Linked DNA regions of Homo sapiens: region 1 is linked to region 2. A link is an interaction called in ENCODE POLR2A ChIA-PET data of the cell type or tissue named here. Cell type or tissue: K562. All regions are shown on one strand. Links, peaks and the distances in the headings refer to the core of each region. The heading gives the core; the rest is flanking DNA. Region 1 has its middle 14 kb from the start of SCRT2. Region 2 has its middle 15 kb from the start of TRIB3.

Evidence for each region. Peaks named below come from ENCODE experiments on the same cell type or tissue, not always from the same donor. Only the 100,000 strongest peaks of a DNase experiment are listed, where the experiment ranks them.
Region 1: POLR2A ChIA-PET joins it to region 2 with 6 read pairs; 1 of 35 experiments calls an interaction of 5 or more read pairs at or near these places.

Annotation. Positions count from the first base shown.
Region 1 is chr20:682,587-697,620 of GRCh38, forward strand. No RefSeq gene overlaps it. Among named protein-coding and RNA genes, the nearest start is that of SCRT2, 14 kb to the left of the region's middle. RefSeq lists a silencer at 2,419-2,713 and enhancers at 5,954-6,534, 6,535-7,113. In K562, for the core only: a CTCF peak has its summit at 6,400; a DNase peak (open chromatin) is centred at 6,456.
Region 2 is chr20:358,213-373,246 of GRCh38, forward strand. No RefSeq gene overlaps it. Among named protein-coding and RNA genes, the nearest start is that of TRIB3, 15 kb to the right of the region's middle. RefSeq lists enhancers at 5,013-5,307, 6,771-7,370. In K562, for the core only: no CTCF peak of the experiment used is centred there; a DNase peak (open chromatin) is centred at 6,879.

The sequences.
Region 1 (15,034 bases), core at 4,259-8,258, 320 kb after region 2:
CCTACTGTGGTGGCTGGGGGCATAGCAGGGTCCCAGCTCCCCCTGAAGCTTCTACCTTGCTCCCTCAAAGACTTCCACCTCAAAGCCTTTGCATATATTGTTCCCACTGCCCAGAGCACTCTTCCACCCCCTTCCTTGCCTAGGTAACCCCTCCTCCCATCGCTCCCTTGCCTGACCCCAGGATCTAGCCCAGGATAGGGGTGATATGTAGTGGAAAGGAGCTAGTTGACATTTATTGAGCACTTATTATGTGCTAGGAGCCAAGTCCAGCCCTTTACATAGATTGCCTCACTTAACCATCATAACAACCTGTGAGTGTGGCCCATGGCTATCCCCATTTTACAGATGAGGAAACCAAGGCTCACAGATGCAAGGTGACTTGCCCAAGGAGACCCAGCTAGGAATCAGTGGTGTCAGTATTTAAACCAGGCTGCCTGGCTACAAAGTCCTGATCTTAAACCATGAGTCCTTCCCTCTAAGAGGGCAAAAGATACCAATGCTAGGGTGGGTAGGTGAGGGCCCTCCAAAGAATGTCCCTCCCCTTCCCCCTGCCAGGGCTGACAGCTCCTTGAGTGGGATTCCGGATCTGCTCCATTCATTGCCGCACCTCCATCGTCTACCCAGAGCCGGGTAAATAGTAAGTGCTCAGTAAATACATCAATTGAATGAATAAACTAATGAGTGAAAAACCTTCTTGCGACCCGCAGTCACCTTGGTCCCCTTTGACCAGAGCCAGGTTGACGTGTCAACCGTCAAGATATCCCTCTGTTTTGGGTGATAATTAGATTTCTATCTTGACTGTTACAGACATTGGTATTCCTCCATTAAAATGTCTTTCTTTCAGGCCAGGTCCGGTGGCTCACGCCTGTAATCCCAACACTCTGGGGGGCCGAGGCGGGTGGATCACCTGAGTTCAGGAGTTCGAGACCAGACTGGCCAACATGGTGAAACCCTGTCTCTACTAAAAATACAAAAATCAGCTGGGCATGATGGGGCGTGCCTGTGATCCCAGCTACTCAGGAGGCTGAGGCATGAGAATCGCTTGAACCTGGGAGGAGGAGGTTGCAGTGAGCCAAGACTGCGCCACTGCACTCCAGCCTAGGTGATGGAGTGAGACTCTGTCTTAAAAAAAAAAAAAAAAGAAAGAAAGAAAAGAAAAAAAGTCTTTCTTTCAAAGTTGGAGACATCCCTAAACATTCTAACTCCTGTCCCTGACAAGGTCCCATCTTAAGCAGGTCTCTGAAACCTCTGGAAGAAGGAATTGGCTATCAGGAGTCTGATCACCAGGCTGCCTGCGGGGTCAGGGTATTTGGGGTGGGCCTCTGGCATGGTTTAGCGGTGGGCTGGCCAAAAGCCCCTAGACAAGAGCCCACCATTCAAGCAAGTGGGATAACTCAGCGTTTGGGCCTGGGTCACCCTGAGCCAAGTTTTATTTTTTATTTTTATTTTGTAGAGGTAGGGTCTTGCTCTCATCCAGGCTGTAGTGCAGTGTTGTGATCATGGCTTATGGCAGCCTTGAACTCCTGGGGTCAAGTGATCCTCCTCCCTCAGCCTCCTGAGCAGCTGGGACTACAGGTGCATGCCACCATGCCCTGGCTAATTTTTAAACTCTTTGTAGAGATGGGATTTTGCTATACTTCCCAGACTGGTCTCAAACTCTTGGCCTCAAGTGATCCTCACGCCTCGGCCTCCTAAAGTGCTGGGATTATAGATGTGAGCCACTGTACCTGGCTGAGCCAAATTTTAATCCTGGCTCTGCCTCTTCAAGCTGGTTGGCCCTGGGCAAGTTACTTTGCCTCTTTGCAGCTCTATTTCATCTCTGTAAACAGAGGCCAGTGGGAGCACCTGCTAAGTAGGGCTGTAGGGGGCTTCATGTATAGTCAGCCCTTGGTAAGTGGGAGCTCTACTTGAAGGGCCTTTGAGATAACAGCATTGTCTCCTCCCCACCCCCATTTGACAGTTGTGGAACCTGAGGCATGGGACAGGGAAATGCTTTCCCTGGAACATTCAGGCTCCCTGCCAAGTCAGGATGGGCTTCCTCACTCCAAGGTGGCCTCTCTTGCCTCCCTCTCTTCCCCACCAGCCGAGCTCAGAACCATGCCTGGGAGATGCTGAGGTGGCAATGGAGCTGCAGAGTTGGCATTTCCAGGCTCCCAGGACTCCTGGCACAGAGGAATCAACCCCTCTCAGCAGCCCCGGCTCTGCCTCCTGCTCCCTGCCTCTGCTCATATACCAGCTGGGACTCATCAGCTTCTAGAGAAAGCCAGGAGGTGGCCCAGGTGCATGGAGGCAGGGGGCTGTCAATATTGACCTGTGCTTGACCGCAGACTTTGCCAGTGGACAGGTTGCTAAGGAGTCAGAATGTCCACATGCCCCTAGTGCTCATCTTCCTAGCCTCCCATCTCACCTAGCTGCAGAGGGGGAGGGGGAGCACAAGAGTTGAAAGCGTGGATGATCTGGGTTCACTTCGGCTGCTTACCAACAAGTTACCCAGCCTGGGGAAGTTTCCCATCCTCTTTTTATCTCAGTTTCTTCAACTGTTACATGAGGATGTTGATACTAATGGCTTATCTTGAAGGGCAGATGGAAGATGAGTGAGGTGTTTGCACACAGCCAGTGCTCAATAATATTGGCCATTGTTAATTCTGAGGCTATCCTCTTACAGTGACCTCTTGGGCCTTTCAGCCCCAAGGAGCCTCTCCTCTCTCTGACTCCTGTGGCTCTGTCAAGATCCTGCAATGAAATTCTTCTGGAACCCTATCCAGATGGTGAACTCTTCAAGGGCGGGGACCCCATACAGGTGCCCCATTATAGGCCTGGTACACAACAGGTGCTCATGAAAAGGCCTGCTTGGCTGTGATACTACATGAACTTACAGAACCCTCACAACTACTTTTGGAGGCATATGACATGATTATCCCCTTTTATAAAAAGGGGGACAGTGGGTAACATCGAGGTGAAGAAATTGCCCAAGCAGCTGGGCGCGATGGCTCACGCCTATAGTCCCAACACTTTGGGAGGCTGAGGTGGGTGGATCATTTGAGGCCAGGAGTTCAAGGCCAGCCTGGCCAACATGGCGAAACCCCATCTCTGCTACAAATACAAATACAAATAATAATAATAATAATAATAATAATAATAATAATAATAATAATAATAGCCAGGCATGCTGGCATGCACCTGTAATCCCAGCTACTGAGGCTGAGGCATGAGAATCATTTGAACCGGGAGGCAGAGGTAAGAGGGAGCCAAGATCGGGCCACTGCATTCCATCCTGGGTGACAGAGTAAGACTCTGTCTCAAGAAACAAACAAACAACAAACAAACAACAACAACAAAGAAAAAGAAAGAAAAAAATTGCCCAGGGGCTCACAGCTATAAATCTGCAGATACTTATTGTGACCTGCCATGTGCCAGACACTGTGCTAAGAGCTGGGGACACAGCAATGAACAAGACAGAGACCTGCTCTCATGTGGCTTACATCCTGCTGAGCCAAGAGTAGGTAGATATGCCAATGTCCTGTCATAGAAAGCACCAGGCAGGGAAATGGGCAAAGACAGAGAGAGGTGGAGGCCGGGCGCGGTGGCTCACGCCTGTAATCCCAGCACTTTGGGAGGCCGAGGCGGGCGGATCACGAGGTCAGGAGATTGAGACCATCCTGGCTAACACGGTGAAACCCCGTCTCTACTAAAAATACAAAAAATCAGCCGGGCGTGGTAGCAGGCGCCTGTAATCTCAGCTACTCGGGAGGCTGAGGCAGGAGAATGGCGTGAACCCGGGAGGCGGAGCTTGCAGTGAGCCGAGATCGCGCCACTGCACTCCAGCCTGGGCGACAGAGATAGACTCCATCTCAAAAAAAAAAAAAAAAAGAGAGGTGGAGCGAGAGCCATTTTAGATAGGGTAGTCAAGGAAGACCTCTCTGAGGAGGTGACTTTTGTGTAGAGTCCAGAATGCAGCAAGTGCTGGGTGAAGCCTCAGGAAATCTGCTTTAGCATTGCTGTGGCAGATTCAGGGTGGAATCCAGGAGATCCCAGGACTGGTGGTGCCTAGAGCCCAGTTGGCTAGATCAACTTCAGTGTGGATAAATGACTCCCCTGCCCCCGCGAACTTACCTTCCTGGAGCAGTTAAAAGAACGGGGCACATGACCTAGATTCTCTGAGCTTCACTTTTCTCATCTGTAAAATGGGGATTGAAAAGCATAGCTTACAATTCTGAGAGCTGAGTTGATTAACAGAGATGGTCCATGTAAAATGCTGGGCTCAGAGCTGGGCTGACCAGATTCACCTAGTCCTTGGTGGCTGGAGTGGGCAGGTGACCTTCCTTTTGGCCGTCCAGCACCCTCCAACTCCTTGCTTCTGAGACCTCACCTCCCACTCATGGTATCATTGCTGGCCTTCCCAGCCCCGTCTTGGCCAGGGGGCAGTCAAGTGACCCAGATTAGCCTCGTGCCATTCTGTTGAGGGTGTGGTGGTTGCTACATTGAGTGTCCAGAGGTAGCAAGGACTAAAGTCCTGGTGTCAGCATCCAGCGTTGGTGTCAGCAGCACGAGCTCTGTCTTGGGGACCCGTGGTGTCAGCAGTGAAGTCTCCCTCAGGCCAGGGCTTTGGTCTGATTTGAGGGCTTTTTTCTTTTCTGGATATGAAGCCTGTAAGCCTTCTGACCCTCCTGGAGATCCTTCAGGCACGTCTGCAGCCATGGGTCCTGGATGATTTAGCAGCTCACGCCATTGTCTGGAAACTCCACTGGTACTATTTTTCTCATGTTCAGCTCTCTGTGCACAGACTCCATCCTTCTGGCCCAGATGGCCCCTTGGGGATATGCACATACCAAGTTCTTTCCACTGTCCTCACTTTGAGGGCAGGGGCCTGGGTTGTTCATTTTTGTGTCCCCAGATCCTAGCACAGAGCGGCTCAGAGGAAAGGCTCAATGCATGTCCATGGTGTCAACAAATCAGTGGCACAGGATACAGTTTCCACACATCTCCCCATCCTGGTTGCTTCCCCGAACCATTTTCCAGTCTGTCAGTGTTCTTCTGAATATACAGGATCCAGAACTGAGCACAAAACTCCAGAAATAGGTGAATGGAGCTGAGCAGAATGAAACTGTCACCTCCCTTACCGTAGATACCGGACTTCTAATTACATGACCAGACATTTAATAAGCTTGTTTTGTTTCCCTGGGTGGCATATATCAAGCTACTAGCAAGCGTTTTGTTTTCATGGTCCTCTACCCACATATTGTTGCAAAACCTCACTTTACTGCCCTTCTCCCTTAATTTCACGCTTATAATAGTATTGCCCCTCTCTCACTTCCCAGGAATGCCAAGTCGATTACAGCTCAAGAGCCCAATCTTGACTGGTCCGTAGCCTGGAACATGGTGCTGAGATAGATGCTGTAACTGAGTTTGGGCTCACTGAGAAAGACTGCTGCAATTGATTAACGATGTCTGCCAAGCTGTGTAAAGTGAAGTAATGTCATTCCCTATCACAAGTCCTAACCTGGGGTCCATGGAAAGAATTTAGTTGGTCTGTCATTAACTTGGATAGGGAAAGTATTACATCTTTAATTTCATTAACCTCTATCTGAAACTTATCATTCCTTCAATTATGAATGCAGGCAACAGACCACAGTGGTATTAGCAGGACCTGTGACTTTGTCACCAATAGAAATCACAGATTTTTTAAAATGACATTACAGACGTTCCGCATATCTTGAAATATAATTTACATGCACTGTGACTTGGAAATGATAAGTTATTTGCTAAGTACTCATTTACTTACTCACATTTGTTTAGCGCCTAGTCAATAGCCTGGTGACGTGCCAGGACCTGGGCTGGGTGCTATAGGCAAAAGGCAGATGCGTAAGGCTCAGTCCTTCCCTCAAAAGAGAAAAGCAGACAGTGACAATGGAAAGGCTTGATGCTTTGATGGGGGAAGTACCTGAGGCCCCCAACCCAGCCCAGAGGGATCAGGGAAGGCTTCCCAGAGGAAGTGGCCTCTCAGATGAGTAGGAAGTAACCAGACCCCTGAGTGCTGAGAAAAAGTGTTCAGGGAGCAGAAACAGCATGAGTAACGAAGCTAGGAAAGAAAGAGGACACAGGGCTTACAAAGTATTCCATGGCGGGGATGGGGAGGGGAGGAGAGAAGCGGGGAGATGGCTGGGGGGGTCAGGCAGGCCCCTGGAAGTCATGCTTGGCGGTACCCTGGTCGTGGGGGGGAAGGGGTGCTGGCGCTTGCTGCCCCATCTGTCTCAGTGGCATTGAGCTGTGACTTCAGTGGCCTGGGGAAGTTCAAGGTCACCTCTGGGGTGGAGGAGGTGGAGACATCTCACCAGGGCTGGCAAAGGCCAACTGGGAAGCTGGGGCCGATACCTGCCCCTCACGGCAGCCACCACAAGGGGCCTTCTGCTCCGAAGGCCCAAGCACGCCCTGTTCCTTTATTTATGGGCCGTGTGAGCAATTTGCTGCTTGCTGGCCGGCTGGCTGGGTGTGCGATGCGGGGATTACTCACGCCCCAGTTGTGGTCCGGCCTCTGCAGGCTGCGGGGTAGTGAGTGAGGTAATTAAGTGTAAAAGATGGAGCAGGCAGGGGAGGGCTGAGGGCGGTGAGCAGTCACTGGTTCTTTTCAGGAGCAGGGGAGTGAGATAATGTAGGATAATAGCCTAGCCAAACCCTGCCCAGGCAGCCCGGCCTGTGCTGAGAGGTGCCCCCCAAACGGCCAAGACAATTCAGCCTTTTCAGGGAAAATGGGGGGGCTTGGGCAGGGCCTGGCTCCCAGGGACAGCTGTATGGAAATGACAGCTCCTCTCCTTCGTCCTGTCCTGTGTTGGCTCAGGGTAGGGGCAAGTGTAAGTGTCTTCAGCTGGGGATGAGGCCAGGGCAGGGGGCAGTAGATGGGACCAGGAAAGCTGGTGGGTGAGAGGAGGGATCCATGCGGGGCTGGGAGACTGACCTGTGTATGTGGCACAGGCACAGTGGTTCGTGGCAGCAGACTCCAGGGCCTGACTCACCTGGTGGAAACTGTGGTGTGGCTTTGGCTAGCTGTGTGACATCAGCCTAGTTGTGGTCCTTCTCTGAGCCTCAGGACTCTCATCTGTCAAATGGGGCTGTCAAACAATTCCTACTTCCCGGGGGTGTTTGGAGAATGGTTCGTAGCGCCTGATGCACAGGGGCTACGAAATGCTTGACATGGTGAAGTCCAGAATCAGAGTGCATTAGTCATTCACTCATTCAGTGGATAAATGTTTATTGAGTGCCTACCATGTTCTAATGGTTCCTGGGAAAGCAGCAGTGACTAGAACAGAGTCCCTTTCCTCTTGGAGATGACATTCTAAGAGGGGAGACAGACCATTAATCGTGAAACACATAAGCATAAAAGGTCATACCAGCAATCCCACTTCTGAAAACTTATTCTATAGACATGTTTGCATACATGTGGAATGAATGCATTCATGGTTATTTATTGCAATTTTGTTTGGCATAGCAAAATCTTAGTAATGATCTAAATGCCTGTTACACATGGGCTGACTGAAGTATGGAATATTATATAGCCATTAAAAAGGGTGAGACCATTTCTATTTCTGTTTATTTTTATTTACTTTTTTTAGAGATGGGATCTCACTATGTTGACCAGGCTGGTCTTAAACTCGTCACTGGTGAGACCATTTCTTATGTACTGATATAGAAAGCTCCCTAAGATGTTTTGACAAATAAGAAAAGGAATGTGAAGGATAGTTTCTGTAAAAGAGGAGACAATTTGAAAAATGTATTTCTATTAGCTTGTGTATATATGAAACTAATAATAGTTGTTACCCAAGGAGAGGAGTAGGGTTGGAATGAGAGACAGGAAGGGGAGAGTTTCACTGTATACTTTTCTATAACTTTTATTTTTGTATGAAGTGAATGTATTACTAGTTCAAAAAAGAGAAAATAAATATTCAGCTTCCTCTTTCCTCCTTTCCTTCCTCAGCATTTGTTGGAGGTAGCTGTTGAGATTTGGGACTAAGCAACAAAGGCAGCTGAGTGAGGTGGTGGCTCAGTGTGCCTGGGGATTGAACAAACAGGTTCATATATCAAGGATAATGAGAGCCAGGTTGCTCAGCATCAGAGAAGGGAATTACAAGTATGAAAACAGGAAAGGCTAGAAAGAACCCTGTGGTGTTAGATTGGAGTTAGAGGAATCAGTGTAAACTCATAGCTTTTGATATATATAGTTACATAAGCATGCATGCAAGTGTGTGTGTGTGTGTGTGTGTGTGTGTGTGTGTGTGTGTGTGTGTGATGCATATGTGCATTTCCCAGTTCTGTCCAAAAAGACAGCAATAATCAATACACCATGTAGCCACGAATACACCTAACACCTAGATCTTGGGTTTTAAATACTATTCTCCACTGAAAGGAACTGGGGCTTGGGAAAATAGTAGATTTGAGGGCTGGAGCAGGAAAAGTGCCCTGTGCCTGGTACCATGGTACATGAAACATCTAGCTGTGCCATATGATAGGCAAGTGCTCAAGTAATGCTGAGGACATGTCAAAAGACCAAGGTGCCAACTTAAAGGGACTCCCAATGGCCAAATCTGGGACAACTTGAGTATCAAAATAATGACAGTAACAGATTATAAGCCATGAAATATAAATAGTCCTGATATACAGACACATACACGTATTACATACACACATACATACATACACACATGTGCAGAAAGAGAAAGCTCTTTCTTACACTAGAATGCCCAATAATAGGTGTGGAAGGAAGGATGCAACTAGTATGGTAATAATTGATTCAAACAAGAAGCATTACTAGATGCTAAAACTAAAGCCATTGTGTGAAAATTTGTTGAGGAGTAGGATATTTACATAGTCTTAAAGAGTCTTTCCACAAGATACAATACCTGCAAAAGGAAGGAGAGTGACTTTATAGCGAAGAAACATGGCAGAGACTATCTTAGTCGAGTGATCAAAGGCTGCATCACTGTTACTGGACAAACTGACATGAGGCTCCTGATGGGATGCACAGGGAAGAGTGAAAAATCACTTCTGTGATGTTCCTGCCAGAGATGCAAAACTGAAATCTAATCACGAGGAGCCGTCACATAAACCCAATTTGAGGAACCTTCTACAAAACAACTGGCCTGTAACCTGGGTAAGTATCAAGGTAATGAAAGGCAAAGAAAAACTGAGGGACCGTCACAGATTAGAGGAGACTAAAGAGATAAGACAATGAAATACAATGAGTAATTCTGGATGGATCTTTTTGTTTATTATAAAGGACATTATTATTGAGACAATGGACAATATTTGACTGGGCTCTGAAGATTGGATGGTAGTAATATATCAATGTCAATTTCCTGATTTTGATGATTTTATTGTGGTTATGTAGGAGAATATACTTGCTTTTAGGAAATGTACACTAAAGTATTCCAGGATAACAGGGAATCAAATTGACAATTTACTCTCAAACAATTCAAAGAAAATCTCTCTATATATAAATCTCTAAGAGAGAATGATAAAGCAAATATGTTTAAATGTCAATATTTGGGGATTCTGGGTAAACAATATATGAGAATTCTTTGTACAATGTTTGCAACTCTTCTGTAGGTTTAACATTATTTTACAATAAAGTTATTTACATGAAACTGAAACCATATGATGTCAAGTAATGATAAGTGATATATAGAAAAATCAAGTGGGCAGAGGAACAGAAAATGAGGGGGTGGTGCTATTCTAGATGGTATGGTCCAGGCAGGCCTCTCTAGGGGAGGACCTTTGAGCAGAGACCTAGTGGGAGGGAGGGAGTAGCTCCATGGATACTTGGGGAGAGTCTCAAAGGCCGAGGGACCCATCTGAGAAAAGGCCCAGAGTGGGACCAGCTTGGCCTGTGTATTAGTGTCTATTGCTATGTAACAAATCATCACCAACTTAGTGGCTTCAAACAACAGCCATTTAGCTCACAGTTCTGTAAGTCATCGTCTGGCACAGAGCAACTGAGTTCTTTGCTCAGGATATTACAAGGTAGAAACCAAGGTGTAGGTTGGGCTTAGTTCTTATGTGAAGGCTCTGGGGAAAAAATCCACTTCCAATTTCATTCTTTTCTTTTCTTTTTTTTCTTTTTCTTTTTTTTTTTGTGCAGTTGCAGAGAGGAAAGGAGGAAATTTTTCGATAGAAAAATCTTGGAGATCCTGTTGCTGTCACCCATCGGGCTGTTGGAAGCTGGGGTTAGTCCAGAAGTCTTCAGGTAATGCCAGGGTGTTGCCCTGGCCAGGAACTCTCAGTTGCCTCTGAACTTCTTCCAGCCCCACATGATGGCTAAGCTCTCCATGAAAGGAGACCAGTTGGAAACAAAGCCAACATTCCCAGCACCCTGAGGGCACTGAAGGATTGGCTAAGTTCTCCCCGGCAAGCCTGTTCCCTGAGAAAATGGAGGACAGAGTCCTTAAAATGAAAGAGCTGGGGTCTGTGCCTATACTCACTCTTTCAATGAATCTACGTCGGATCCCAGGCAGGCCCCCACAATGAAGTGGTGTTGTTCAACTGAGGTAATACCCAAGGTTCGTTGTCTCATGGCCACAGAAAACTAGGACTCGGACACACCAGAGTGAGGTTAAGAGCAGAAGTTTAATAGGCAAAAGAAAGAGAAAAGCTCTCTCTGTTGCAGAGAGAGGGGTCCTGGCGAAAATGGGTTGCCCCCAAGTTCATTCTTGTTGTTCGCAATGTTCAGCGTCTTGCGGTTGTGGGACTGACCGTAACAGACGATTTTTTTGTTGGCTAGAAGCCACCTGCATTCCTTGATGTGTGGCCCCTCCATCTTCAAGTGAGCAATGGTGTTTTGAATCCTCCTTATGCTTCATGTCTTTGACTTCCTCTTCTGTGACCAACCGGGAAAAACTCACTGCTTTAAAAGGGCTCTTAGGATTAGATCAGGTACTGTGTTAGTTCACTTTTGCATTGCTATAAAGAAATACCTGAGGCTGGGTGATTTATAAAGAAAAGTGGTTTAATTGGCTCATGGCTCTGCAGGCTGTACCAGCATAGCTCTAGCATCTGCTTCTGGTGAGGCCTCGGGAAGCTTCTAATCATGGTAGAAGGTGAAGGGAGAGCAAGTGGTGTCACATGGTGAGAGCCAGAGCAAGAGAGAGAAGGGGAGGGTGCCAGATTCTTTTATTTTTTATTTTTGTTTTTTGAGACAGAGTCTTGCTCTGTTGCCCAGGCTGGAGTGCAGTGGCATGATCTCGGCTCACTGCAACCTCCACCTCTCGGGTTCAAGTGACTCCCATGCCTCAGCCTCCTGAGCAGCTGGGACTACAGGTGCACGCCACCATGCCCAGCTAATTTTTTTGCATTTTTGTTAGAGATGGAGTTTTGCCATGTTGCTCAGGCTGGTCTCGAACTCCTGAACTCAGGCAATCTGCCCACCTTGGCCTCCCAAAGTGCTGGGAATTCAGGCATGAGACATGGCGCCTGGCCCCAGACTCTTTTGAACAAGCAGATCTGTGAACTAACCGGGTGAGAACTCACTTATTACCAAGGGGATGGTGGTAAACCATTCATGAGGAATCCGCCCCGGTGATCCAATACCTCCCGCCAGGCCCACCTCCGACACTGGGAATCACATTTCAACGTGAGATTTCAGAAGACACACATCCAAACCGTATCAAGCATACCCAGAGATTTTCCGTATCTTAAGGCCATTTATGCCAAATAACATAAGCTGATCACAAGAGTAAACGCCACCATATTCACAGCGCAGGGTATTTTACAGGACATGTACACAGGATGGGGAGGACTGGGCTGAAATCCTGGAGGCCATCTTAGAATCTGCCTATCATAGTTGCCGGGGTTGAGAAACAAGAAAGCCAGTGTGGCTGGAGCACAGTGAACAAGGGGGTGCAGGGAGGAGAGACAGCAGAGTATCACAGGTGGAGAGACACATATATACCACCTAGCCTGATGGGAGGCTGAAGGCCTGAAAGTCACCTTGTGCAATTTTGGTTCCTGAGGAAGGGGAGGGTCATGCGAGTTCCTCCATGGATTCACTTGCACTAAAAAGCACCCCTGGGGTGGGACCCAGTCGATGATGGAAGTCAATGGAATGCGTGTTGAAGAGTAGCCCTTGGAGAACCAGTGGGCTGCTGGGCATAGGTGATAAGTTCTGCTCTGTGCATTTGGCCCAGTAGGCACAATGCCAAGAAGCCATGGGCTCGTCAAGGATCCATGGAGAAGTCTGAAATCTAAAAAAGCTGGCTGGAAAAATATTTTAAAACTTTCCAAACTTGAAAGACTTAGTGAAGTGCCTACCAAGTAGCATTGTGTCAATGGGTCATGAGCAACGCCCAAGTCTCCTAATAGTTACATATGCGTTCTATGTGATGTGACTGCATTTTGTTTCCATTTTAACATTATTGTATTTATTTTTTCGTAGTATCATGTGCAATGTACAAATAAAAAGGAACAAAAGGAGATGCCCTGAAAAGCAAGTCTCTCTCCCACCTCTGACCCCCAGCCACGCACCCTCTCCCCACTGAGGCGTTTCCTGTACTCAAAGGTATTTTGTGCACATGCTAATGAACATGTATATATACACCTGACTCCTCCCCTTTTCACAATGGTGGCTGTTCTGCCTGCTTTTTTTCTTTTTTCTTGGCAGTACATCTTGGAGATGTTTCCTATTGGCTCATGTGGAGCTGCCCATTCTTTTGTACAGCAGCAGAGCAGTCTGTTATTTGGATGAACTGTCATTTATTAACTAGACATGCCCACAACCCTGCCACCTCTTTTCCTAACACACTGGGCAGTCTTGGCCTCTCCCAGGCTCCCTGGGAGGGTCACTACTTTCACAAAGATGATGCCCACTTCTGCCCATGGAATCTGGCTTGCCCAGTGACTACCTGACAGGGTTGAGTGACACCACCCAGAAGTGCAAAGAAGGCAGTAAAGAAGAAAGAAGAATTTATTAGGTGCCCGAGGAAGGGCTCAATCCTGCCAGTCTAAACATTGTTGTACATACCTCCTGATATGTTTTTCTAGAATGTCTCCAGGAAGGGATTGCTGGGAATAAGTGCAAAATAATGCCCAATTGTTCTCCAGAGTGGTTGTACAACTGACTCCCTTATCACCAGTGTCAAGGAGTCCTTGTTCCACATAATTGATCACATTTGGACTTGTCTAGCTTTTTAAGTTTTGCCAATTGAGTAGACAGGAAATGAGCTTTTAATTTGGATTTCTCTAATTACTCAGAGGTTGAGCATCTTTTCAAATGTTTGTTGGCTATTCATGTTTTCGCTTCTCTATGTCTGTCCAAATCTTTAGTCCATTTTTCTTTTTGATTGTTTGTCCTTGTCTTATTGAATTGTAGGGGTTCTTTATATATTTGGGTGCTAATCTTTGTCAGTTAAATTGTTACGGACATCTTCTAGCTTGTGACTTGTCTTTCCACTTTTAAAAAATGGTGAACTTTGATGAACGGTATCGGTTGTAATGTAACTAATTTATTAATATATGCCTTTATGGTTTGTCCTTTCTGTTTCTTGCTTCAGGAATCCTTTCCAACCCAAAGCCATCCCCATGTTTCTATGATGCACATGTATATATATTATTTATTTATTTATTTTTTGAGATGGAGTCTCGTTTTGTCCCCCAGGCTGGAGTGCAGTGGCGCAATCTCGGCTCACTGCAAGCTCCGCCTCCTGGGTTCACGCCATTCTCCTGCCTCAGCCTCCGGAGTAGCTGGGACTACAGGCGCCCGCTACCATGCCCGGCTATTTTTTTTGTATTTTTTAGTAGAGACAGGGTTTCACCATGTTAGCCAGGATGGTCTCGATCTCCTGACCTCATGATCTGCCCACCTCGGCCTCCCAAAGTTCTGGGATTACAGGCGTGAGCCACCACGCCTGGCACATGTATATATATATTTTAAAAAGATCATATGTGCATCCTGTTTTGTAGCTACTTTTCCACTTACCTAACATGAAGGAACATTTTTTCCATGTTTAAATAGTCTACAACATCTTTGGTAAATGGTTGCATAGTTTTCCATTGTATGGAATATACAGTCTTTATTTACTGAATCCCCTGTGATGAACATTTAAGTTGCTTTCAGCTTTCATATGATCAATAATGCTGCCAAGAATATCCTGAAGCTGTTGGGGTCCACATTCATGATCATTTCTCTTAGATAAAGTCATAGAAATGAAATTGCCCATAGAATTTAAGGCTTCGGATACATTTGACCAAATTTGCCAGAGGATCCACTTTTGATTCCTTTCCAAGAAGCAATATGCCATTGTGTTCAATTGCCCTTCCCAAGAGTCTGGAATCAGCAAAGTAGGGGTCCTGGAGATGATGTTTTGAACTGGAGCTGTTAGCAGGCATGTTCTGTTGTGTGCAGAAATAGTTACTGTAGCAGTTAAAGATTTTCCCTGTCCTCTTCCTTCCTACCCTCTCCTGACTCCTGACAGGTAAGATGCCATTATTAGTACTATTAAGAGAAAAGAGCCAAGAAATTAGGCCTGCTTTGGTAATGATTCTTGGCTAATTAATTGCATTTCCAATGGCCATAAGCTCCTGCTTCAACCAGCACCTCTATGTGTTGAAGGCAAGAAAAGGGGTCCACTACAGCTGCTACCTCCTGGGCTGGGCACATAACATTCTCATAAAAATGTTTGTCCAGTCAATGAAGGATTTCGGTTTTTTTTAAGAGACAGGGTCTCATTCTGTTGCCCAGGCTGGAGTGCAGTGTCACGATCACGGCTCACGCAGTCTTGACCTCCTGGGCTCAAATGATCCTCCCACCTCAGCCTCAAATGATCCTCCCACCTCAGCCTCCCGAGTAGCTCGGACCACGGGCACATGCCACCATGCCTGGCTGATTTTTGTATTTTTTGTAGAGATGGGGTTTCGCCATGTTGATGAGGCTGGTCTCGAACTCCTGGCTCAAGCAATCCACGTGCCTCGGCTTTCCAAAAAGATTACAGGCATGAGCTACCGTGCTCCCGGTCAGGAATCTTTTAAAAGTCTCCTGGGTTGTCTTGGATGAGAA
Region 2 (15,034 bases), core at 5,207-9,206:
ACCTAAATGCTCATGGTAGGGGACTATTAATAAAATACGGTAAGGCTGAGTGCAGTGGCTCACGCCTGTCATCCCAGTACTTTGGGAGGCCAACGCAGGAGGATCACTTGAGGCCAGGAGTTCAAGACCAACCTGGGCAACATAGGGCAACATAGCAAGGCCCCATCTCTACAAAAAATTAAAAATTAGCTGGGCATGGTGGCACACGCCTGTAGTCTCAGCTATTAATATTTGGGAGGCTGAGGCAGGAGGATCACACCACTGCACTTTAGCCTGAATACTGAGTAACAAAGCAAAACCCTGTCTCTCTTAAAAAAAAAATTGGGGGGAAGGACAAGTCTTTTTTCTTTTCTTTTCTTTTCTTTTCTTTTTTTTTTTTTTTTTGAGATGGAATTTCACTCTTGTTGCCCAGGCTGGAGTGCAATGGTGTGATCTCGGCTCACGGCAACCTCCGCCTCCTGGGTTCAAGCAATTCTGCTTCAGCCTCCCGAGTGGCTGGGATTATAGTCATGCGCCACCACACCTGGCTAATTTTGTATTTTAGGTAGAGACGGGGTTTCTCCATGTTGGTCAGGCTGGTCTTGAACTCCCAACTCCTGGCCTCGGCCTCCCAAAGTGCTGGGATTAGAGGTGTGAGCCACCGTGCCCAGCCAGGACAAGTCTTCTTACAGAAGAATTCCAATTAGTAAATGTAGAAGGATTGAGAGAAATTGAAAAATCATCATTAGAACACCGGAATAATAATTGCTGCAGGCAACATCTACCAATGAACAATAAAATGAGTGGGTGAAACTTTAAGGAGAAACAAGGTTTTTTTTTTAGAAACGGGATCTTACTACATTGTCCAGGCTGGTCTGGAACTCCTAGGCTCAATGGGATCCTCCCACCTCATGCTCCCCAGTAGCTGCTACTACAGGCACATACCACCCCACCAGGCTTGAAACAAAATATTTGCATAGCCTCAAAGTATCTATCCCCAAATATGTATTAATTAGTATGGTGGTTTTAACATATGCATACATGTTCTTTGATGCTCTGCCATCTAGGAAATGGAGCTTAATTTTTCTCCTCTTGAGTGTGGGCTGGACTCAGCAACTTGCTTCTAACAAGTAGAATGTGGAAAGGCAAAAACAGTGACTTCACAGTGGAAAAATCTGGCAGACACCACCTTAACCAAATGAAGGCTGGCACCACCAGTCAAAAGTCTTGTTGATATCACAGCCTCTGAAATGATGTGGTGAGAAGGGCACTTGGCCTGAGTGGCATTCTTCCCCCAAATCCGTAACGTCAGCCTAATCATGAGAAGACCCATTCTACAAAAGATCTGACCAGCACTCTTCAAATGTGTCCAGGTCACGAAAGACAAGGAAAGGACAAGAAACGGTCTCAGGTTGGAGGAGACTAAGGAGACGTGGCTGAAGGATACACAGGATCTCCCTGTACTGTCCATGTAACTCTTCAATAAATCTACAATTATTTCAAAATAGCAAAAAATACGATTGCTGGCCGGGCACAGTGGCTCACGCTTGTAATCCCAGCACTTTGGGAGGCCAAGAAGGGCAGATTACTTGAGGTCAGGAGTTTGAGATCAGCCTGGCCAACATGGTGAAACCCTGTCTCTACTAAAAATGCAAAAATTAGCTGGGCGTGGTGGCATGTGTCTGTAATTCCAGCTGCTCGAGTAGCTGAGGCAGGAGAATGGCGTGAACCCGGGAGGCGGAGCTTGCAGTGAGCCGAGATTGCGCCACTGCACTCCCGCCTGGGCCACAGAGCGAGACTCCGTCTCAAAAAAAAAAAAAAAAAAATTACTGTGGTCAAGATGGAATAACAGGGATCTGGTTTAACACACCCCAAAAAGGACCTAAGAAAGGACCATTCCCTCTCCTCTCTGAGGTGGGAAGATCTGGGAAGGAGAGGAGGCTGACCAGTGGGGTCTACCTTCTGCTCCACCCCTCTTCTATCCAAGAGTCTGAGCACCCAACCCCCACACCACCCTGGAGGCTCCCGCCCTCGTGCTGAGTCTGGCATGCCCTCCCCATCCCTACTGGCCCAGGGGACTAGGTTAGCTCAGAGAAGCCCTTCTAACTCACCCACAACTGGACCAAAGAAGGATTGATCTGGGGCCACTGCCTGGTCCCTGGGAGCACTGTGCTAGGGCAGGGGGCTGAGATGCCCCAGGGTAAGAGACAGAACAGTGATTTTTTTTTTTCTAAGACAGAGTTTCGCTCTTATTGCCCAGGCTGGAGTGCAATGCGCGATCTTGGCTCACCGCAATCTCCGCCTCCCAGGTTCGAGCGATTCTCCTGCCTCAGCCTCCCGAGTAGCTGGGATTACAGGCATGTGTCACCACGCCCCCCGGCTAATTTTGTACTTTTAGTAGACACAGGGCTTCTCCATGTTGGTCAGGCTAGTCTCAAACTCCTGACCTCAGGTGATCCTCCCACCTTGGCCTCCCAAAGTGCTGGGATTACAGGCATGTGCCACCGCACCCGGCCAAAAACAGTGATATTCATATAGATGGGGGAGGGATTAATGGGGGTGGAGTGAGAGAGAGCCTGCTGGAGCAGTCCGAAAGGCAGGCATTCCTTCTGTTCAGCAACATTCCTGCCCCCACAATCTCCTCCCACAACTTATATCTAGTGCAGGCTGAGAGTGAATCTGTCTGCCAGTGTTCAAGCCACTGTGTGAACCTGAGTTTCTTAACCGTTCTGAGTGTCAGGAGTTTTTTTCATCTCCAAAATAGGAGCAACAAGGATACCAATCCCTTGAGATTGTATGAAGCTTAATGCACTTAACACAGCACCTGGCACGTAGACATGCTCCCTAAATGCCAGCTGTTATTATGAAAGAGAGAAGTCTGAGGTTCAGAACTAGCAGGCAACACATAATCTATAATGATGGATGGCTCAGACAGGGTCCTGTCCTATAGGGACTCACAGTCTAGTGGAAAGGACAGTCCTGTGGACAGCAAATGGCAATATACCTGGGTAAGTACTGTAATAGAATAACAAAGTAATATCCTATCACGGGGCAGTCACGGGGGCAGTGAGAGACAAGCGCTTGTCCATGCCAGGCTCTGTACTCAGTCCATCACATACATTAGGTCTTGCAGTCCTCATACCACCATAAGGTGGTTACCATTATCTCCAATTCACAGAAAAGCAAACAGTATGGAGTGTTTAAGCGTCCTGTCCGAGATGGCATAGCTAGTGGAGCTGAAATTTGAACCCAAGTAATCCAGGTCCAGAATGCCCCGGATGCAGAAATGACCACACAGATTCTACCAATGAACTAACCTGATAAGGTTGGAGGTCATACTCATAACCCCTCACACAGGTCCACACAGACACAGGCAAGCACACCCATGTCTATTCAGATACACACCAATTCCTGTCTATGACGAGCGCTCAGAAAATCCTCCACAACACCACACCAGGAATGATGTGCATTTTGAGAAAAAAAAAAATCAGCTCTGAAGACCTCACAGACACATGCAGTGAAATGTAAATGGAGGGACCCACCCAAGTTCTTGAATAGCACATTACATGCCTGGATGCACATCAGCGGGCATGTAAATGATGACGAGGAGGTCTGCAGACACTGACACGCTGCATTTGCACTCACTCTGCTACTGAATTTTTTAGCAGCTACATTTACTGAGCACCTACTGTATGTAAGGAAAGATAAAGCAGCCGGGAGCTGTGGCTCACGCCTGTAATCTCAGCGCTTTGGGAGGCCAAGGCAGGTGGATCACCTGAGCTCAGGAGACCAGCCTGGCCAACATGGTAAAACCTTGTCTCTACTAAAAATAATACAAAAATTAGCTGAGTGTGGTGGCATGCACCTGTAATCCCAGCTACTCAGGAGGCTGAGGCAGGAGAATCGCTTGAACCCAGGAGGTGGAGGTTGCAGTGAGCCAAGATCACGCCATTGCACTCCAGCCTGGGTGACAGAATGAAACTCTGTCTCAAAGAAAAAAAAAAAAAAAAGTAAAAAAGATAAAGCTCAGAGAAGTGAAGTGGCTTGCCCAAAGTCAAATGGCTGAGATTCAAACCCTGGCCCTATAATATTAGGCAACGGTGTCTCCCTCCACCACTGTGCAGATGCATCCATGAGTGAAGAGATGTGCTATGGCTGGATTCCCTCATTGACATTCCCTGTGACCTTGGACATGGCATGGCCTTGTCTGGCCCACATTCTCATGTTGAGTCCATTCACAGGTGTGCTCCATGGATGTGCATGGATGGGACCGGCAACCCTGGCCTTGCTCTGAGTCTCAGCTTGGCTTGGTGTCACCAGGGCTGTGAGCTTCCAATCCCAGCCTTGCCATGTCCCAGAGCACATGGCTCAAAACCAAGCTCTGGGCATCAGGCCAGCAGGGCCCCTGTGATGGAAGAACTGACAGGATTTCATAAGCATCCGGCCCGGGACACGTGGTCAGGGCAGGGAGAAGGGAGATAAACAGGATGTCCACCAGGGTGTGCACCTGGGCAGGGTCCATGGACCAGGTGTGGCAGGGGAAGAGCTGTCAGGACTTGGCATCTGATGGGCACTCAGCAGATATAGGCTGTGTGAGGGGAGGAGTTTGTGGGGAGGCAGGGCTGCAGCTTTGCTTCCATCCTGGAGGCCAGGAATGAGGGAGTAAGTGAGCCATTGACTCAATGAATGAATGAATGAGCGAGTGAGTGAAGGAAGGAAGGGGTAAGTAAATAAGTGAAGAATGGAATGGGGGAGGGAGTGAATTTATTTATTTATTTATTTATTTATTTTGAGACAGGGTCTTGCTCTGTTGCCCAGGCTGGAGTGCAGTCTCAGCTCACTGCAACCTCTACCTCTCAGGCTCAAGGGATTCTCCCACCTCAGCCCCCAGCATAGCTGGGACTACAGGCGCATGCCGCCACATCCCGCTAATTTTTGTATTTTCTGTAGAGATGGGGTTTCGCTATGTCGGCCAGGCTGGTCTCAAACTCCTGGGCTCAAGCGATCTGCCTGCCTCAGCCTCTGCAGTGCTGAGATTACAGGTGTGAGCCACCGTGCTGAGCTGTGAATTTATTTTTTACACAAATCTGAGTGCTCACTCTGTGCTGGCCCTGGACGGGTCTCTGTGGATGTCTGGTGAGCAGGATGGACACAGCCCGGTCATTGCAACGCTAAAAGCTTGAATGACACCAGTCAGGCTGGGGAACTGGGAGGGCCCTTGACATGCAGAGTGACTCAGCCAGTGTGAGCAGGGGTTGTCAGCATGCCTAGGGGAGCAAGAGACTGTGAGAGATGTGTGTGTATACTTGTGTGCCTGTGTGTGTCCGTGTGTACACATGTGTGCGCCGACACAGCCAGGTGTTGGCCAATGCAGGTGTGGTGTCCTCAAGAGCACAGTGCATCCTGATTCTTCACCCTCCCAGGCCTCCCCTGCCCCTGTTGTGTGCCAGCTGGGCCTGCCCCATGTTATGCCTGACGCCCACGCAAAAGCTGCTTCTTCCAGTCACAGGACAAAGGCATCCTCAGCCCAGACCCTGTACCCCAGGGGTAAAGACCTCTCAGACCCCTAGTGCTCCTCAGCATGGACCTCTCCACCAGGAGCCTCAGAGTTGTGAGAAGCACAGGCACCCAAAGCCCACCGCCCTGTGTCCATGTGCATGGAGTGTGCCCAGGTACACGCAAGGGCTGGAGATGCCCCAGGGCGGTCCAGACAGACGTGCAGATGACACATTGGCCACTGAGTTTCCACAGACACTGAGCTAAGTGCTTTCGAGACACACTGGGTGACCTTAGGCGTATCACCCTCTCTGAGCCTCAGTTTCTAATCTAAAAGTAGGGTAATTATACTCACTTCCAGTCTTGTTAGAATAACTCAATGCATGATCAGCTCAACACATCATGATTATTTTTCCTGAGTTCCTGCCTTCCCAGCTATATTGTCTATTCCTCAACAGTACCCACTGAGTCTTATATCCCCGTTTCTCCTATGATACTCCATTACACAGGACTCAAATAACTACCTGCTCTAAGAATTGCTGAGTGACATGTAGTCCTCATAAATAGCAATAATAGTCACTAACATTTATATAACAACAAGAGCCAGCAATTTTGATTTTTTATTGTGTCAGGCATTGTGCTGAACACTTTACATTCCTTCATTCATTTGACAAACATTCACTGAACACCTGGTAGGTGCTGGGCTCTGTGCTAGACCTGCAGATGCAGCATCTCTGCCCTCAAGGTTCTTACATTCTGATGGGGAAGAAGAGACAGACAAAAGACAGTTTGGCGGGGCACAGTGGCTCACGCCTGTAATCCCAGCACTTTGGTAAGCCGAGGCAGGCAGATCACTTGAGGTCAGGAGTTTGAGACCAGCCTGGTCAACATGGTGAAACCCCTGTCTCTACTGAAAAAATACAAAAATTAGCCAAGTGTGGAGGTAGGCATCTGTAATCCCAGCTACTCGGGAGGCTGAGGCACAAGAATGACTTGAACCTAGAAGGTGGAGGTTGTAGTGAGCAGAGATCGAGCCACTGCACTCCAGCCTGGGCGACAGAGCGAGATTCAGCCTCAAAAAAAAAAAAAAGATAATTTAATACATAAATGGGATAATTTCAAACCTTGACAAGTGCTACAAATAAAATAAGGAAGAGTTATGGATTAGAGACAAACTGCAGGGATTAGGTGGGGCATGATGCTTGATGAGTGATCAGGGAGGGCCTCTCTGAGGAGCAAATATTTGATCTGAGACCTGAAGAAGAAGGAAGAGCCTGGAAAGATACAGGAAAAGTTCCAGGCAGATGGCATAGCAAGGGCAAAGGCCCTGGGGCAGGAAGAACTTGGTAGGTTCGAGGACTAGGAGAAAGGGACCATAGCTGGAGGATGATTCAGCAAACCTGGCAGGTCTGTCCTGGATGACTCAGCAAGCCTTGCAGGTCTGTTCTGGTTTCAGAACCCAGGCATTTTGTCCTTCACTCCAGGCTGCCTCAGAGACATGCATCCCTGCCATACACAACAATGTGTGCACGCTGGCACACATGCACATGCATGCACACACACACTCTGCATGCTGACACACAACTAAGGGCCGGACCAGCCATGATAGTCTAAGACACTAACATTTTTCTCTAGTGTCTTGTGGGGCCAAGTAGAAGGGCCAGATGTCACCTTTGCCCAGCCTTCCAGAAGTTCTGGGCCAAAGAAAGATTAAATGGCAGGAAGAGAAAAATGGCTTAATAAGGAGGTGACGGGGAACTCGGGTGGCCTGTGGGGGTGCGGAGATGGGGGGAGATGATAGAGATGTGAGAGCCCATGGGCACATCCCCTCTGGGGAAGTGAGGGAGCACCGAGAACAGAGAAGCAGAGGGAGTGGAGACGGTTCTCAGAAGCACAGGGCCTCCACACTCACCACAGCCCCTACTCAGCCGACATGCCTTGCTTCCTCTCACCTCCCCTGGTTCACCTCAGAGATGGGACACTCATTGCCCACCAGGGCAGCCTGGGTGGTGCCAACTGTGAGAGAGCTCCCCTTCCACATCTGCCTTTGTGGCTGTAAAATGTGGAAAGAATAAGAGAAATACCTATGAAATCTGCAGGAAGATACTTTCTTTTTTTTTTTTTTTTTTTTTTGAGATGGAGTTTAGTTCTTGTCGCCCAGGCTGGAGTGCAGTGGAGCGATCTCAGCTCACTGCAACCTCCGCCTCCCAGGTTCAAGCAATTCTCCTGCCTCAGTCTCCCGAGTAGCTGGGATTACAGGTGCTCGCCATCACACCCAGCTAATTTTTTTGTATTTTTAGTAGAGATGGGGTTTCGCCATGTTGGGCAAGCTGGTCTCGAACTCCTAACCTCAGGTGATCCACCCACCTCAGCCTCCCAAAGGAGGCTGGGATTACATTTTTCTAAATCAGTTCGGTAAAAATCAAAAATTTTGAGAACACCTGGTGTTGTAGTTCTGGGAAGCAGGTACTCACATGCTTTGCTGGCAGGAGGTAGATTGATAACAATCTCTATAGAGGAGGAGCCAGAGATCTCTCTTAAAAGTGCAAATGCACAAACTTTTGACTTAGAAATTCTGCTTCTGGGCAGGGCGCGGTGGCTCACGCCTGTGATCCCTGCCTCCCAGGCCAAGGTTGCAGTGAGCTGAGATCGCACCATTGCACTCCAGCCTGGGCAACAAGAGCGAAACTCTGTCTCAAAAAAGAAAGAAAGAAAGAAAGAAAAATTCTACTTCTAGGAAATTAGCTCAGAACTTCTCTCCACACCCCCATGTATGAACACTGCAGCATTTTTTGTTATAGCAAAAGACTGGAAATAATTAACTGTTCATTGACAAGGGATGGTTTAAATAAACCAGTACATTCCTAACCATGGAATAGGACCAAGCTGTAAAAACTGACCAGGCAGGTCTTTCTGGACTGACACGGAAGAGTCCCCAAGATAAATTGTTAAATAGGAAGGAAAAAGGCAATCTGAAGGACATGGAGTGTGCTCCCATCTGTGTAAAAAAGTGACAATAAATCCTCATATTTTATGTCTTGAAGGAAACACGAGAAAATGGCTTGACCCCAGGAAGATGAACTAGGAGCTGGGGATAGGAGTGGGAGGGAGACTTCTCAAGTATTACTCTTCTGTGCCTTTGAATTTTGAGCTAAAATATTTAAATAAAATATTAATATAATTAATATAATACAATTAATAATTAATATTGAATAAAATAAAATATCTAAAAATCTGCTCCCCGGGTGCGGTGGCCCACGCCTATAATCCCAGCACTTTGGGAGGCCAAGGCTGGTGGATCACCTGAGGTCGAGAGTTAGAGACCAGCCTGACCAACATGGAGAAACCCCGGCTCTACTAAAAATACAAAATAATTAGCCGGGAGAGGTGGCGCATGCTTGTAATCCCAGCTACTCAGCAGGCTGAGGCAGAAGAATCGCTTGAACCCGGAAGACGGAGGTTGCAGTGAGCCAAGATCGCACCATTGCACTCCAGCCTGGGCAACAGAAGCAAAACTCCGTCTCCAAAAACAAACAAAAAAACAAAACAAACAAACAAACAAAACCACAACTGTCTGCTCAAAAGTGCCATCCTCCTACACACTCCTTGCCCTCAGCTAAGTTCTGTCCCCATGGAACTCTCCCTGGAAGAGACAATCTGTCTCCCAAGAGAGCAGGCCTATGTGTGAGTCCTGGTTCCATCACTGACCCTAAGTGTGACCTCAGGCAAGACACTCCCACCCCTGACTTGTACTAGACAGTTCTCCCCAGCACTGACATTCTGTCTCTCCTGCTGGAGGGGCAGGAGGGCAGGCACAGTGTCTTCTTGCTCTGTGATTCATTCAGTTCACTTAAACTGAGTTACCTACTCCAGGCCAGAGTTTGGGTTCATCCATTTCTTGCCCTCCATGCCCACCCCAGGGTCTGGCATGGGAGTTGGTACCCTATAGGAGTTCTGAACAGACTCAGCTTACGGATGAGGAACAGACGGTGGGTCAGATGCGCGGTAAGGAGGGTCAGGTACACGGCCCATGGGATCGAATAGATTCATGGGTGGGTCTTTAAGACAACCGCCTTCACTCAATCCTAAGCCCTCCCCACAGCTACCACCCTATTTTTTCTCCCCTTTGCAGAAAAGGGCTTTGAGAAAATTGTCTATCCTCGCTGTTTTTAATTAGTCTTCTCTCTCTCTCTCCCTCTGAGACAGGATCTGCTCTCTCACCCAAGCTGGAGTGCAGTGGCGTGATCATGGCTCACTGCAGCCTCAACCTCCTGGGCTCAAACGATCTTCCCACCTCAGCCTCCTGAGTAGCTGGGACTACAGGTGTGCACTACCATGCCTGGCTAATTTTTGTATTTTTTGTAGAGACTGGGTTTTGCCATGTTGCCCAGGCTGGTTTTGAACTCCCAGGCTCAAGTGATCCATCCACCTCAGCCTCCCAAAGTGCTGGGACTGCAGGTGTGAGCCACCACACCTGGCCCTCTTGTCTCTTAAGTCCATTTAATCATGCTTCTACCTGTCACTTCCCTAGTTGAAACTGCTCTTGTCAATTTCAACACATTGCTAAATCCAATGTGTTCAGTTCTCATTCTTCATCTTTTTTTTTTTTTTTTTTTGAGACAGAGTCTTGCTCTGTCACCCAGGCTGGAATACAGTGGCACGATCTTGGCCCACTGCAACCTCTGCCTCCTGGGTTCAAGCGATTCTCCTGCCTCAGCCTCCCGAGTAGTTGGGACTACAGGCACAAGCCACCAAACCCAGCTAATTTTTGTATTTTTAGTTGAGACGGCATTTCACCATGTTGGCCAGGATGGTCTCAATCTCTTGACCTCGTGATCCGCCCACCTTGGCCTCCAAAAGTGCTGGGATTACAGGTGTGAGCCACCGCACCCGGCCCATTCTTCATCTTCTTAACTGATCAACAGTTTGACACAGCTGACCACTCCCTGCTCTTTGATGTACTTCTTTTCACTTGGTGGCCAGGCCTCCACTCTCTGCTGGTTTTCCTCCTTCTCAGGCTCCCTGCTTCTCCCATTCCTGTTGGAGCAGTGAGGACTTGGTCCCTGGAGCTCTCATCCAGTCTCACGTCTATGACTCCCAACACTGTATCCTCAGCCCAGACCTCTCCCCTGAACTCCAGCCCATACATTCAAATACCTACCTGATGTCTCTTTGAGGATGTCAAAAGACATGACAGACTCCACAGAACCAAAGCTGAACCTGGGCTTCCCCCAAACACCTCGCTCCATGTCATTTGATGGCAGTTCCATACCTGTCACCGTTCAGGCCAAGAAACCTTGGAAGCACCTTGACACCTCCTTTTCCCTCAAACTCCACATCTAGACCATCAGCAATCCTGTTGGCTCCACCTTTAAAATATACCCAGAATCCAGTCACAGCTCACCTCTAGCATGGCCACTGCCCTGCTCTGAGCCACTGGAGTTTAAGAGAATTATTGCAACACCTGCTCCCTTGTCTTCCTGTCCTTGCCTCATTCAGTCTATTCCAAGTACAGATCCCTAAATGATTTTATTTTAAAAGTAAGTCAAGGCTGGGCATGGTAGCTCATGCCTGTAATCCTAGCGCTTGAGGAGGCCGAGGAAGGAGGATCACTTGGGTGTAGGAGTTTGAGACCCACCTGGGCAATGTGGCAAAACCCTGTCTGTACTTAAAAAAAAGAAAAAAAATGGCTGGGCATGGTGGCTCACCCTGTAATCTTAGCACTTTGGGAGGCTGAGGCGGGTGAATCACCTGAGGTCAGGAGTTCGAGACCAGCCTGGCCAACATGATGAAACCCCATCTCTACTAAAAATACAAAAATTAGCCGGGCAAGGTGATGCACGCCTGTAGTCCCAGCTACTCAGGAGGCTAAGGAAGAAGAATCACTGGAACCCAGGAGGTGGAGGTTGCAGTGAGCCAAGATCGCGCCACTGCACTCCAGCCTGCATGACAGGAGCGAGACTCCATCTCAAAAAAAAAAAAAAAAAAAAAAAGGTAAGTGAGATCACTTCCCTCCTCTCCTTAAACCCTCCCCTGCCTCCCCATGACTCCTCAGCGTCCTTTCAAAGGCCTCCAAAGCTCCAGATTATCTGAACCCCCTTTACCTCTCTGACCTCATCTCCCACCGCCTCCCTGTCACTGGCTGCACTCCAGCCACATTGACCTTCTCCGATGGCACACCAGTCAGCTAGTCAGCTTCCTTTTGGAGCTTTTGCATGAGCTGTTCCTCTTCCTGAAGAATTTGCCCTTCGGATAGTCTCAGGGCATCCACTGAACACTCCACTCAATACAGCCACTGCCTGCCCACCCAACACTCCTCATCTCTGTACTTACTCTTTTTTTCCCTTGCATTCGTCACCCCCTAACATGTGCTACAATGTACTTATTATGGTAATTATTTCTTGCATGTTTCTTTCTTTTTTTTTTTGAGACAGGGTCTCACTCTGTTGCCCAGTCTGGAGTGCAGCAGCATGATCTCAGCTCACTGAAATCTTGGCCTACCTGGCTCAGGCCATCCTCCCTCCTCTGCCTCCTGAGTAGCTGGGACTACAGGCACTCACCACCATGCCTGGCTAGTTGTTGTACTTTTTTGTAGAGATGAGGTTTCACCATGTTGCCTAAGCTAGTCTAAAACTCCTAGGCTCAAGTGATCCTCCCGCCTCAGCCTCCCGAAGTACTGGGATTGCGGGTGTGAGCCGCTGTGCCTGGCTGCACTTTTCCTTCTAATGGAATGTAAGCGCCACTTTTGTCTGTTATTTTCACTGTAGTATCCCTAGCCTTTGGAATGTTGCCTGGCAAGTAGTAGGTACTCAGTAAATATTTGTTGAAGAAACGGATGATTCTATAAATAGCATGGATTGATATGGGAAAGCTATGTAGGTGGATGGATGGATGCTTGTCGGATGGAGGGTAGATGAAAGAACAGCGAGAAATTCGAATGGCTAGATGGTGGGGATGCATTATAAAATAATAATTCATAGATGGAAAAGGAATGAATAGATGGGTGGAGGGATTTAATCTCTTCAACTACTATTTACTGACCACTTGCCGTGTGCCAGGCACTGTATGAGGTGCTAGAGACACTGGTGAGCCACACAGGCAAGGTGCCTGTCCTAAGGGAGCCTGTAGTTCAGTGGGTGAGGCAGACACTAAACAAATAACAAATACATACATAATTCCAATTATAGTTAAGTGTTCTGGTGGAAAAGAACAGGATGCTCTGGGAGAGAATAATATGGATAAGTGATGGAAAAATGGACAATAAATGGGTAGATGGAGATGGATAGGATCGGGGTTATTTGCCTTAAAGGGCCTGGCTTCAGGACTGGAGCTGCTTTACCTTAAAGGGCCTGTCGGACCACATGTACCATCCCACATCCCAGACCAGCTCTGCACTCAGAGACTGTCCCTCTCTCCCTGCCCTGACTCAGCACCTGCCTGGCCTATCCCCAGTGGTCCTGCCTGACTCTACCTCCAGCTCCCACCCTGCTGAGTCACAGTCAGGCTGGTCAGGGGGCTGTCCCATGTTCAGTCCAGCCCCTCAGCCTTCCTCGACCTGGGGGGGTATGGGGAGCAGCCCAGAGGGGAGGGGAGCAGGTGCCAAGCTCTTGATTCCTGTGCCTGAGCACTGCCCTGTTGAGACCAGAGAGAGAATCTATGGCTAGGGTATCTGGGGCTACAGTTGGGGTTTATCTGGGGCCTGGGGTCACACATGATGGATTAGAGCTAAATCTATCTCCAGGGTTATAACTCAATCAGGAGCTAGAATTCAAATTCAGTTTATGGATCATGTGGGGAAAAAGTGACCAAGACACCGTTCAGTTTGGGACCTGGGTCGGCGTTAGCTGTGGCTACGGCCCAGGGCTTAGTGATCACAGGTCAGACCATGTTCAAGGTTTCAGGCCAGAGTGCAGTTGAAGTGCAAAGTCAGGCAATAGGGTTCACCCTAGGACCACAGTCAAGGATCTGGGTCAGTTAGTGTCCAGGGCACTGGCCTTGTCTCCTCTTCTTTGGGAGAGAAGCCAGGTGGATGAGTTGGATCTAAATGTCCTGAGGAGCAACTTCCAGCTCAAGTTCCTTCACCCAGGCGGCCTAAGCCCTCTCAGCACTGGCCCCAAAGCCTTCCTTCATCCCTCAACTTCCTCCATCACTCCCTGACAGCCTGGCCTTGCTCAGTGTCCCTCGCAAGGCTGAACAGTCCTCATTCTGGCACCTCAGGGGACAGGGTAGGGGTGGGGACTATGGGACAGGGCTCAGTGCTGGACCCAGGAGGGCGCCTTGCGCAAGGTTTTCTGATGCAACTGGCTGAGTGCTTCAGCATTCCACCCCCACCCCCCAAGCTTTTCTCAGAAAGGCAAGGCCTGGGCAGTTATCCAGACTGAACATATAATCCCCTTCCTTCTCTGGCCTTTGATGGCTTCAGGACCTGCAGGCAAAAGGAAGGCAGGAAGGCAGGCAGGAAGGAAGGAAGGTCAGGTGACTCAGCAATGCGTCCAGCACTGGGAGCTGGCAGATCTGGGGCTCCCTCATCCTCCAGCTGAGAGGCGAGAAAGAGAATCAGGATCCCTGGAAGTTTGGAGATCCTAACCCCTTATACATACAAAGCAGCAATTATGTGCCTAAGCCCAGGGAGAGACCTGTAGCTGCCCAAGGTCAGAGGCAAGGTCAGAACCAGACCAGCTGTCTTCAGCCCATGGCTATGATCTAGCTATTTCCACTACACAGAAAGAGAGAACCCTTCACCCTTGAGGAGGACACGGGACTTCCCCAGGAACCTCCCGTCAATCCTGTTGAGGCTCCTGAAATGGTGGAATGACGTGGACTTTGGAACCACGCAGACCTGGGTTTAAATCCCAGGCCAGGCACGGTGGCTCATGACTGTAATCCCAACACTTTGGGAGGCTGAGGCAGGCAGATCACTTGTGGTCAGGAGTTTGAGACCAGCCTGGCCAACATGGTAAAACCCCATCTCTACTAAAAATACAAAAACTAGCCAGGCGTGGTGGCACACGCCTGTAATCCCAGCTACTCAGGAGGCAGAAGCGTGAGAATCGCTTGAACCCGGGAGGCGGAGGTTGCAGTGGGCTGAGATCATGCCACCGCACTCCTAGGTGAGAGTGAGACTCCGTCTCAAAAAGCCACACTGGCTAGCTGTGTAACGCTGGGCAGGTTACTTTCACTCTTTGACACTGGATTTGCTCACTTGCAAAGTGGGCGTAAATGCATCCTTAGCTCACAGGGCTGTGGTGAGGCTGACATGAGGAAGCACTGGAAGGCACAGCTTAGGCTCCACATGGGCCACTCTCAGGAAGTGTGTCCCCACCTCCCCCTTTATCCTCAGCTCTCACTGGGTGTGTTTGCTGGGGAAGGAGGTGCAGCAGCCCTGGGGCCTTGGAAATAATAATAGCCACTCACCCTCCAGTGCTTACCATGTGCTGGGAACTCTCCTAAGCGTGAACTTAACCTGTATTAGCCCATTTAACCCTCCATTTAATCCAATAACAGTTCCCAGGCCAGGCATGGTGGTGCATGCCCATAGTCCCAGCTACTCAGGAAGCTG